Linked DNA regions of Homo sapiens: region 1 is linked to region 2. A link is a contact called in ENCODE Hi-C data. All regions are on one chromosome and are shown on one strand. The core of a region is the stretch at or near the end of the contact, and the rest is flanking DNA. Distances in the headings are between cores, read along the strand shown. Region 1 has its middle 38 kb from the start of GSTA2. Region 2 has its middle 5.6 kb from the start of LINCMD1.

Region 1 (4,344 bases), core at 270-2,769, 570 kb after region 2:
CAGCTTGCTTATGTACATAATAGATTTGTGATTGTTTATTTGCATCTATTGGTTTTATTACTGTATTAGGGGATATAATTGATACTTTAAAATATATGTGTATTTTATATAATGTATTATATGCAATATATTATATATATATGAAATATTGAGACCAGCCTGGCCAACATGGCAAAACCCCATCTCTACTAAAAATACAAAAAATTAGCTGGGCGTGGTGGTGGGCGCCTGTAATCCCAGCTACTTGGGAGGCTGAGGCAGGAGAATCACTTGAACCTGGGAGAAGGAGGTTGCAGTGAGCTGAGATCAGGCCACTGCACTCCAGTCTGGGCGACAAGAGCGAGACACTGTCTCAAAAAAAAAACAAAGTGTACAGAGTTAAGTGTACAACTGGATAAGTTTTTCAGTTTTGTTTTTGTTTTTGAGACGAGACTCGCTCTGTTGCCTCCAGGCTGGAATGCAGTGGTGTGACCTCAGCTCACTACAACCTCCACCTCCTGAGTCCAAGTGATTCTCATGCCTCAGCCTCCCAAGTAGCTGGGACTACAGGAGTGTGCCACCACACCCAGCTAATTTTTGTATTTTTAGTAGAAATGGGGTTTTACCATGTTGGCCAGGCTGGTCTTGAACTCCTGGCCTCAAGTGATCCGTCTGCTTTGGCTTCCCAAAGTGCTAGGATTACAGGAGTGAGCCACCACACCCAGCCTCAATTGGATAAGTTTTAACACACATATACACCTATGAGACTATCATCATAATCATGATACTGAACTTATTCACATCCTCATGCCCTTTGGAAATCCCTTTCTTCTGCCTGGCCCCATACCACTCATCTGCTTTTTGTCACAATGAGTTAGTTTGCATTTTCTAGAAGTTTATATAATTAGAAGCATACAGCAGGTATTTTGTTTGTTTGGTGTCTTTCACACAGCACAATTATTTCAAAATTCATCTGTGCTTTTTTATGTATTCATTCCTTTTTTTATTGCAAAGTAGTTGAATTCTTTTCCTGTGGCCACTCTAACAAATTACCACAAACTAGGTGGCTTAGACAGCAGAAATTATTCTTGCACATGTCTAGAGGCTAGAAGTCCAGAATCCAGAGGTCAGCAAAGCTGGTTCTTTCTGGAAGCTCTAAGGGAGAATCTGTTCCCAGCCTCTCTCTTGGTTTCTGGTGGCTGCCAGCAATCTTTGGTGTTTCTTGGCTTGTAGCTGCATCGTTAGATTCTGCGTCATAGAAATGGACAGTGGAAAAGGAAATACAGAGAGACTCATGGATTAAGGTGAAGAGGATGAGGGAATAAGAAAGACAAAATGGAATAAATTGGAAGGGGTTAAAAGGAAGTGAGGAGAACTTTGCACCTCTGCCTTTCAGTCAGCATTTTTTAGTTGTTCTTTTGGCAATTTACTCCAACTTGGATTTAAAATTTATGAGAAAAAAAGTCTCTGTTCCAGCAAAGGGATTGCCCAACCTACTGTGTCAGTCTAACGCTGACTCCATGACTGAGCACCAGATGGCGCACTGCCCAGAGCCAAGGGACCTCCCTGGTGGCTGTAAAGAGTTCAGTGCACAGACTCAGCCACTCTTAGGTGACTTTCCACAATTGCAAATGAAACTGAGCTCAGCCTACTCAACCTTCCCTTCCTCTTTTAGATCACTGAGAAAGTCTACTGTCCCAACCATATGCCCTTTTTCGGAGCAAAATTTCTCAAAACGGCTGCCGGTAGCTGCTGTCTCCTCTACCTCACGTCCCATTTTCTCCTCAACCCACTCCAGTCAGGCTTGTGTCCCCATCTTCTCTCCTCGGGTCAGCAGTAGCCTCCGTGGTACCAAATTCAATGTCCACTCTTCCATCCTCTTGCCGGACTGTTGGCCTCATGATGCCACACTTTCTTGGACTTCCTTCTACTTCACTGACCCCTCCTCTTCAGACGCCTTCGCTGGCTCCACCCAGCCTTCTCTTCTCCAACTGCTATCTCCCCCGAGGCGATGTCCTCAGCCCTTCTCTATCATCAGAGGTGTAACTTCCAATACTAGGTCATAAAAGACATTGTAGTTTCCCTCTTGCTTACATACTCCAGGGGAAGTTAGCTGCCATGTCCTGAGGACACTCAAGCAGTCCTACACAGAAGCAGGCATGCCAAAGAAGTGAGATGTATTGCCAACTTTCAGAGAGGAACTGAGGCCTCTGCCAACAGCCATGTGAGTGAGCCATCATGGAAACAGATCCCAGTCAAGCCCTCAGCTGACACAGCCTGTTAGTGACTTGATTGCAGCGTCCTGAGAAATGCTGATTCAGAACCACCCGGCTAAGCTGCTCCCAGATTCCTGACCTTCAGAAATTGTGTGAGATAATAAATATTTATTGCTTTAAGTCCCTAAACTTCGGGGTGAGTTGGTATATAACAATTGATAACTAATACACCCATGCTGGCCTCATCTTTCAATACTTCCTCGCCTTGCTCCCACAACACTAGTGTACCTAAAACACACCCAACTTGTTCCTGACCAACACCCTGTCTCATTGTTCCCTCTGACTAAGACCCTCGCTCACTGGATCTTCTGGTTCCTGTCATTCAGGACTTAGTCTTTCCTGGCATTCTCTGTGCCTAAAACAATTCAGGGAACAAAGTAGGTGCTCTATAAACTTTTATTGAATAGAACTATGAATAAAATACTTTAAACAGTATTTATTGGAACCATAATCCTTGAGAAGATTTTGTCAATTTCTGAGGTTAAAGTCTAATTTTTCTGCTAGGTATACTTAGCTGCCCTGTTGACTTAGAATGTTGCAACTGTATTCAAAGTTTCAAAGGACAAATATATTGAAACAGCTGCTGTGTGCAGAGGGAAGGTGAGTAAAGATTGGAGAAAGGTAGGAGGCAAGGCAGAGCAAAGTCAACACAGATTAAATTTGTGCTGACTCACAGCTGCCTCATCTAAGCAGCTCTAATTGGCAGAATGTTGCTAAAACATATTTGTTCTTCAAGAATATCCCAGAAAACTGGCAAGTCAGTATACCTAATGGCTCAAATATTGACCCAATTCCCCCAGTGCAGAGAAATTAATATCCACTTCAGTTATACACACACACACACACATATATATATAAACTCACTATTAAAATGGCGGATGGTGTAAGTATTAAATACCAAATGTTAATTACTTCTTAACAAAAATCTTCATACTTTTATGTCACAGACTACCCAGGAGTGATAGTCAGAATGTTTAACATCTGGTATGGTAAATATAATATATAAATCTGTATATATACCCAAAATTAAAAATAAATTTCCCTTTATTTTCTAGCTATGCTAAACTATATATAGCATAAAATGGATAACACTTTATAGCAAATCAGTAATAAATTATTGTCATAATGTCCAGTCATTTATAAACTGACCGTGTCTTCAGGGCTACTTAGGTTGACAGTGGATCTCTCTCTATGAAAGCCATCAGCTCCTGTTGGTGCAGACTTTTCCTGCAGCTGTGACTCTCAGTGTTTTCCTAGATCCCTGAACTGCTTTCTGCTCTTGTCTCAATGAAGGCCAGGGAAAGGAGAGCCCCAGAGTGCTTCATCATCCGTTGTAGTAGTTTAACCCTTCCCCAGTTTGTAAATAGGTGATATGGTTTGGCTGTGTCCCCACCGAATTCTCAGCTTGACTTGTAGTTCTCATAATCCGCATGTGTCATGGGAGGGACCATGTGGAGATAATTGGATCATGGGGGCAGTTTCCCCCATTCTGTTATGATAGTGAGTTAGTTCTCACAAGACCTGATGGTTTTATAAGGGGCTTCCCCATTCTCTGGGCATTCATTCTCTCCCTTGCTGCCCGTAAAGAGGTGCCTTCTACCGTGATTGTAAGTTTCCTGAGGCCTGTCCAGCCATGTGAAACTGTGAGTCAATTAAACCTCTTTCCTTTATAAATTACCTAGTCTTGGGTATTTCTTCGTAGCAGCATGAGGTCAGACTAATACAATAGGTATTTCATTAAACTTTCTTCAGCCACTCTTTTTGTTTGTTTGGTTGGTTTTTTTTGAGATGGAGTCTCGCTCTGTCACCCACGCTGGAGTGCAGTGGCACAATCTTGGTTCATTGCAACCTCCACCTCCTGGCTCAAGCGATTCTCTTGCCTCCGCCTCCAGAATAGCTGAGACTAGAGGTGTGCGGCACCATGCCGGGTAATTTTTGTATTTTTAGTAGAGACAGGGTTTTGCCTCGTTGGTCAGGCTGATCTCAAACTCCTAACCTCAACTTATTCACTCGCCTCAGCCTCCCAAAGTGCTGGGATTACAGGCATGAGCGACTGCACCTGGCCTCTTCAGCCACTCTTTTTGAGTGG
Region 2 (4,737 bases), core at 586-3,085:
ATAGTAATCCCCTGCCCCACTCCCAATTTCCAACTGTCAGGGCTATCCAAATTTAAAACAATAAAAATATGTAAGGAGAGAACACAGGTCACTATGGCAGATGAAGTTTGGCAGCCTGCTGTGAATCAGATCTCACCATCCTTGCTGTACATCTGGCCATTCCTTCACCTAATGGCTCTTTCAAAAACAAGGCTGAGTTTTACCCTAACTCACCATTCACTAAATCACCATTCAGTGTCCCCCTAAATCCCTACAGACAGGGAGAGCTGGGGGAAGGGTCGGTGGGGTCACCTTAGACACTATGTCATCCAAGACCCCGTGTGGTCCCTGCTCTGACCATCCTGTATGCCAAGGAAACATGCTCCATGCACATTCTTGACAGAACCTTGTCCTGAACACGCTCCTTTATGCCCCACATAAACCCCCCCCTACTGCTGTGTAAACCCATTTCCTCTTGAATTTTCCTCTGGGGAAACTAAGAATAGCTGCATTTTCATCCACCCCAAAATAATTTTCAGTTCTTTCTTCATAGAAGGCCAATAAGTGGGTCTCAGGTACTTAGAGTTTTCAACCAAAATATCAGGAATTATTGTTCTCTTAATAGAAAAAAGTATTATAAACAGGAATTACACTTATGAAACCACACTTCCAAGATACAGAAGCCGATGTACTCACAGCCAAATTTCCTGACATTCCACAGCTTGACTCACCGGACCACACCCAGGTATTAGGTTGGTGCAAAAGTAATTGCATTGTTGCAGTTACAATTACTTTTGCACCAACCTAATAGTCTCTTCACAAAAAATGTAAATTATTTTATAGATAGAAACAGAACCAATATATATGAATATATAAGTACATATTCACATATATGTGCATACACACACACACACACACACACACACACACACACACGGAGAGACAGAGAAACAGAAACAGATTTATTGCAGGGAATTGGCTCATGTGACTACGGAAGCTGACAAGTCCCAAAATCTGCAGGAAGCTGAAGACCCAGGAGATCCAATGATGTAATTCCAGCCCAACGTTAGTCAAGCAGGACGAATTTTCTCTTACTCAGGGGAGCATCAACATTTTTTACCTGTTTGGGCCTTAATTTTACTGGATGAGGCCCACCCACATTATGAGGGCAATCTGCATTACTCAGTCCACCAATTTAAACATTCATCTCATCCCTCTCAGAAACACCCAGATTAACACTTGACCAAACATCGGTGCACTCTGTAGCCAGTCACGTTGACACATTAACCATCACAACAGGCTTGTCTTCCAGTTAGTCCAAAAGACAGAATCGTTTCTGTTTTCTCATAACTCCAAGAGGGGGAAAAAAAGTCTATGTGAGAGAATAAAAAACTTCATGTATCTTTAATGTTGCTATTTAAAATTTCCCTCTCTTTGCTCATATTAGCCCGAGTATCTAAAATTTTATTGTGGCCATTTTGACACAGCTGTTTGGACCCCAGTGATTTGGACATTTACACGCATTTCATGTCTTTTTAAAAACAAACCACTAACTTTTCAACTTTTCCTTATTATCAAGTTACATATATGGCCACATTACCTCTCTCTGAGCCTCAATGCACCGCAGATCTCACTCCATCCCCAGACTTCCTCCAATCCCAAATTTTTACCTGCCTCTCTGGGGTTGGTTGCAGAGGAGGCATGCAGTGAAGGTAGTGTGGGCAGATTACCTGAGCTTGCTTTTTATAAAAAAAGCTAAAGACCCATGCCTCCTTTTTCAGTTCTCATTGAAATAGACCAGTAGCAACATTACAATGGCTTTTAAAAATATCCCTTCAGTCATCACACACAAAACCGCAGGTACTCAGGAAGTGCCTGGAGGAACAGGTTTCAGTGGTGTTTGACAGCCCTTAGAGGGCAATCAAATTGTGACCAGTGGCATCCTCTAAGTAATGTGCACATTTCCTGCCTTTGTGGGCTTTGTGGTGAAGGACCATTGGTCAGAGAGATTCCACCCAGTGGCCTAAGCTCACAACAATGCCCTTGTAACTGCTTGACCCTGCTTGGCTCAGCTGTTTCGCATATGTGAAAGCCCTCATGGCCTCTGTCTCCTCTTCCCACTTCCCCCAGCCCCCGTCATTCCACATCCTCTTCCAGAACCAGCAACTGTGGGCACCTTGGAGAACTGGAAAAATGCCACCCCAATAAAACAACCACCTGTTGACCAGCTTTTCCTGGGCTTCAACCTCCCTAACCAAGGACACTCAGTAAAACGTGTTGGCCCGAGTGACCCACTGTTCTACCTGACTTACCCAAACTGGAATGTCCCACAGCAGCAAGGGGCACCCACAAAAATAAAGCACTTTCATTTACAATGGAGAAAAGCTCTCTTCCCTGCCTGTGGCAGTGGACAGCACTCACCCTGCCTGCAAACACACACACACACACACACACACACACACACGTGTAGGGTAAAGAAAGAAAATCCAGAGAAGGAAAGAGAAAAGGAGTCCTTTTAAAAATAAGCTTCTTATATTACAGACATTCCTCTGGCTCCCGGCATTTCCAAGTGGCAAATGGCACTTCTCGGCACTCTCTACTGAAGCTCATCATTGTGTTTTATTCATCACCACACATACATGTGCAAGGATTGAGTGTGCTGGGGCATGAGGGTATGAGAGGGGGTGAAAAAGAGTGGAGAAAGAAGGATGGAGGAGAGTATGGTGGAAAAAGAAAGGTTTTATTAAAAATACCGAAAGCAAATACTGCATTCCTGAACCGTATATTTTCCAAAAAACTAGTTGCATGTTGGCAAGTAGCATCTTTTTATTTAATCCACAGAATGCTTTTCAATGAAGAAAAAGGAATCCAAAACAGTCCCAAGGGGAATTGGCTTGAAGAATTATCAAGAGGCAAACATTTAGAACACAAAAACCCAGTGGAGAGTGTAAACACTAAAAAAATTCTCTGTGTGTTACTAGTTTCAAGTATGTCTCTTTGTTATCTTATTTTCCTCTCTCACTTCTCTTTGTCCCTCCCTGCCTCCATCTCATTGGGTCTCCCTGGGAGGCCCTGCCTTCATTGTGTACATCATAACGAGTCACAATATCATCAGACTGGGCCGAATCTCTGAGCATCACCCTCAGGAGGGAGCCTTGGTTCCCTCAGTCCCAGGGACCCCACCTAGCCCAGTCCCTCAATCATTTGCAAGAATGTCGCTGAGTCCTTCCAGCCAGAGCTGCCAAGCTTCAAACTGCTAAAATAGTGGAGGAACTGAGCCAACAAACTTCCCTCTGCATCAGCTTTAGGTGGGAGTAGGGGGAGGTAAATAAAACCAGACTAGGAAAAAGCCAAGAGCATCCGGGAGAGCTGACATGACCATGAGCTGGAGCCTGTGTAGAGCACCCTATTTCCACGGAACTCACCCAGCATGTGTTGGTCATCATTTATGCCACTCCTACTTCCCCCAAAGAACACAGACTGTAGACACTTGGTATTACAGTTTTGACTCTTCATCAGTGACTCCAAAAGCCCATGACGTAGTCATTTATAATTTAACTAAAACAGAAATCTGTGCTCCCTCTGAGGCTGTTGTGTAGAAGTGAGTCATTTAGGAAGTGAGTGAGTCCCAACACGCTGCCCTGCATCTGCCTCTCAGCTTTAAGGTTCTCATTTCATTCACCATTTCATTTAATCCTGATAAAAACCTAGCAGATGGCTGTCTTTATCTCCATGTTGAAGATGATGAGCTGGCAAAATCAAATGCTACAATCAGGTACTTGAGATTTAGATAGTCTCAAAGATTTTAGAGCTCTTAATAACAGAGAGTCAGAGTATGGTCTGAAATAAGTACATGAGAGAAGAACCCAGAACTTGGGAAAAGATGGTCACTGCTGTCAGGCATTAAACCTAGCCATGAGCTTCCTGGCAGCCAAGGCAAGGAGGAAATACAAAAATGTTCAACCAACTAAGTAGCTTACCATTTCAGTCTTTATGATATTGCTTACTGAATCATCTATATTTGGTTGGTTGTTAGATAGAGACATGCTGAAAAACACTTCTTCAAAGAGTCAGGGCCCATCAGAGTTTGAGCTTTTGTCTCATGGGTCAGTTCCCTCACTGGAATCCAAGTGACAAAACTCACCATTCACCTCATACTAACATATCAGTGCTACTAAAACATGTGTTGTCATCAGTGAAATTATTTACTTCAAAGGTTTATCAAAAAGGGACTACTTCTTAGGGTTGTTTTTATTTTTAAAAAAATTACAAAATGGTGCTAAATGTACCCCAAAAAAATGCCTCAATGGATGGCCAAGAAAAGAAACAAGAGAATGCACTAGTAGCCAGCAGGCCAAATGATCATAAAAATTTCCAAGGACCATATTCTTCTTATTAATATGTTTTTCTTATAAATGTATTTGTTATAAATATAATAATAAAACAAGAATATTGAATGAACATAAATGGTAATCTAAAACTACCAAGAGCCCTCTACAGGTGAAAGCTACCAAAACAGAGTTAATACTCACTTTAAAGATTGTCCAGAAAATAGAAAAAGAGAAAACGCTACCCAATCCATTTTAGGAGACTAGTGTAATCTTCATTCTGAAACCATTTACAAACTATACAAACAAGAAGATTTTTCTCTCATTCGTAGTTTTGAATATGAATGTGATCACCCTGGGTAGAATACTTGCTGATCAAATCCAAAGAGTAATAGATAATAACATATCATGATCAAGAAGACTTCCTCCC

Evidence for each region. A loop is a pair of places that touch in the nucleus more often than their neighbours do. Pooled maps may share reads with other maps.
Region 1: a pooled map shows a loop between it and region 2 (2.4-fold over the local background). The contact joins two enhancer-like sites. A Hi-C loop is called at or near these places in 2 of 50 pooled maps.

Annotation. Positions count from the first base shown.
Region 1 is chr6:52,723,097-52,727,440 of GRCh38, forward strand. No RefSeq gene overlaps it. Among named protein-coding and RNA genes, the nearest start is that of GSTA2, 38 kb to the right of the region's middle. RefSeq lists a silencer at 1,510-1,559. Within about 2 kb of position 1,520, at least 17 of the 41 ENCODE cell types and tissues checked have a DNase peak (open chromatin) inside an H3K27ac peak, as active enhancers do.
Region 2 is chr6:52,154,301-52,159,037 of GRCh38, forward strand. No RefSeq gene overlaps it. Among named protein-coding and RNA genes, the nearest start is that of LINCMD1, 5.6 kb to the left of the region's middle. RefSeq lists an enhancer at 2,091-2,140. Within about 2 kb of position 1,836, at least 3 of the 41 ENCODE cell types and tissues checked have a DNase peak (open chromatin) inside an H3K27ac peak, as active enhancers do.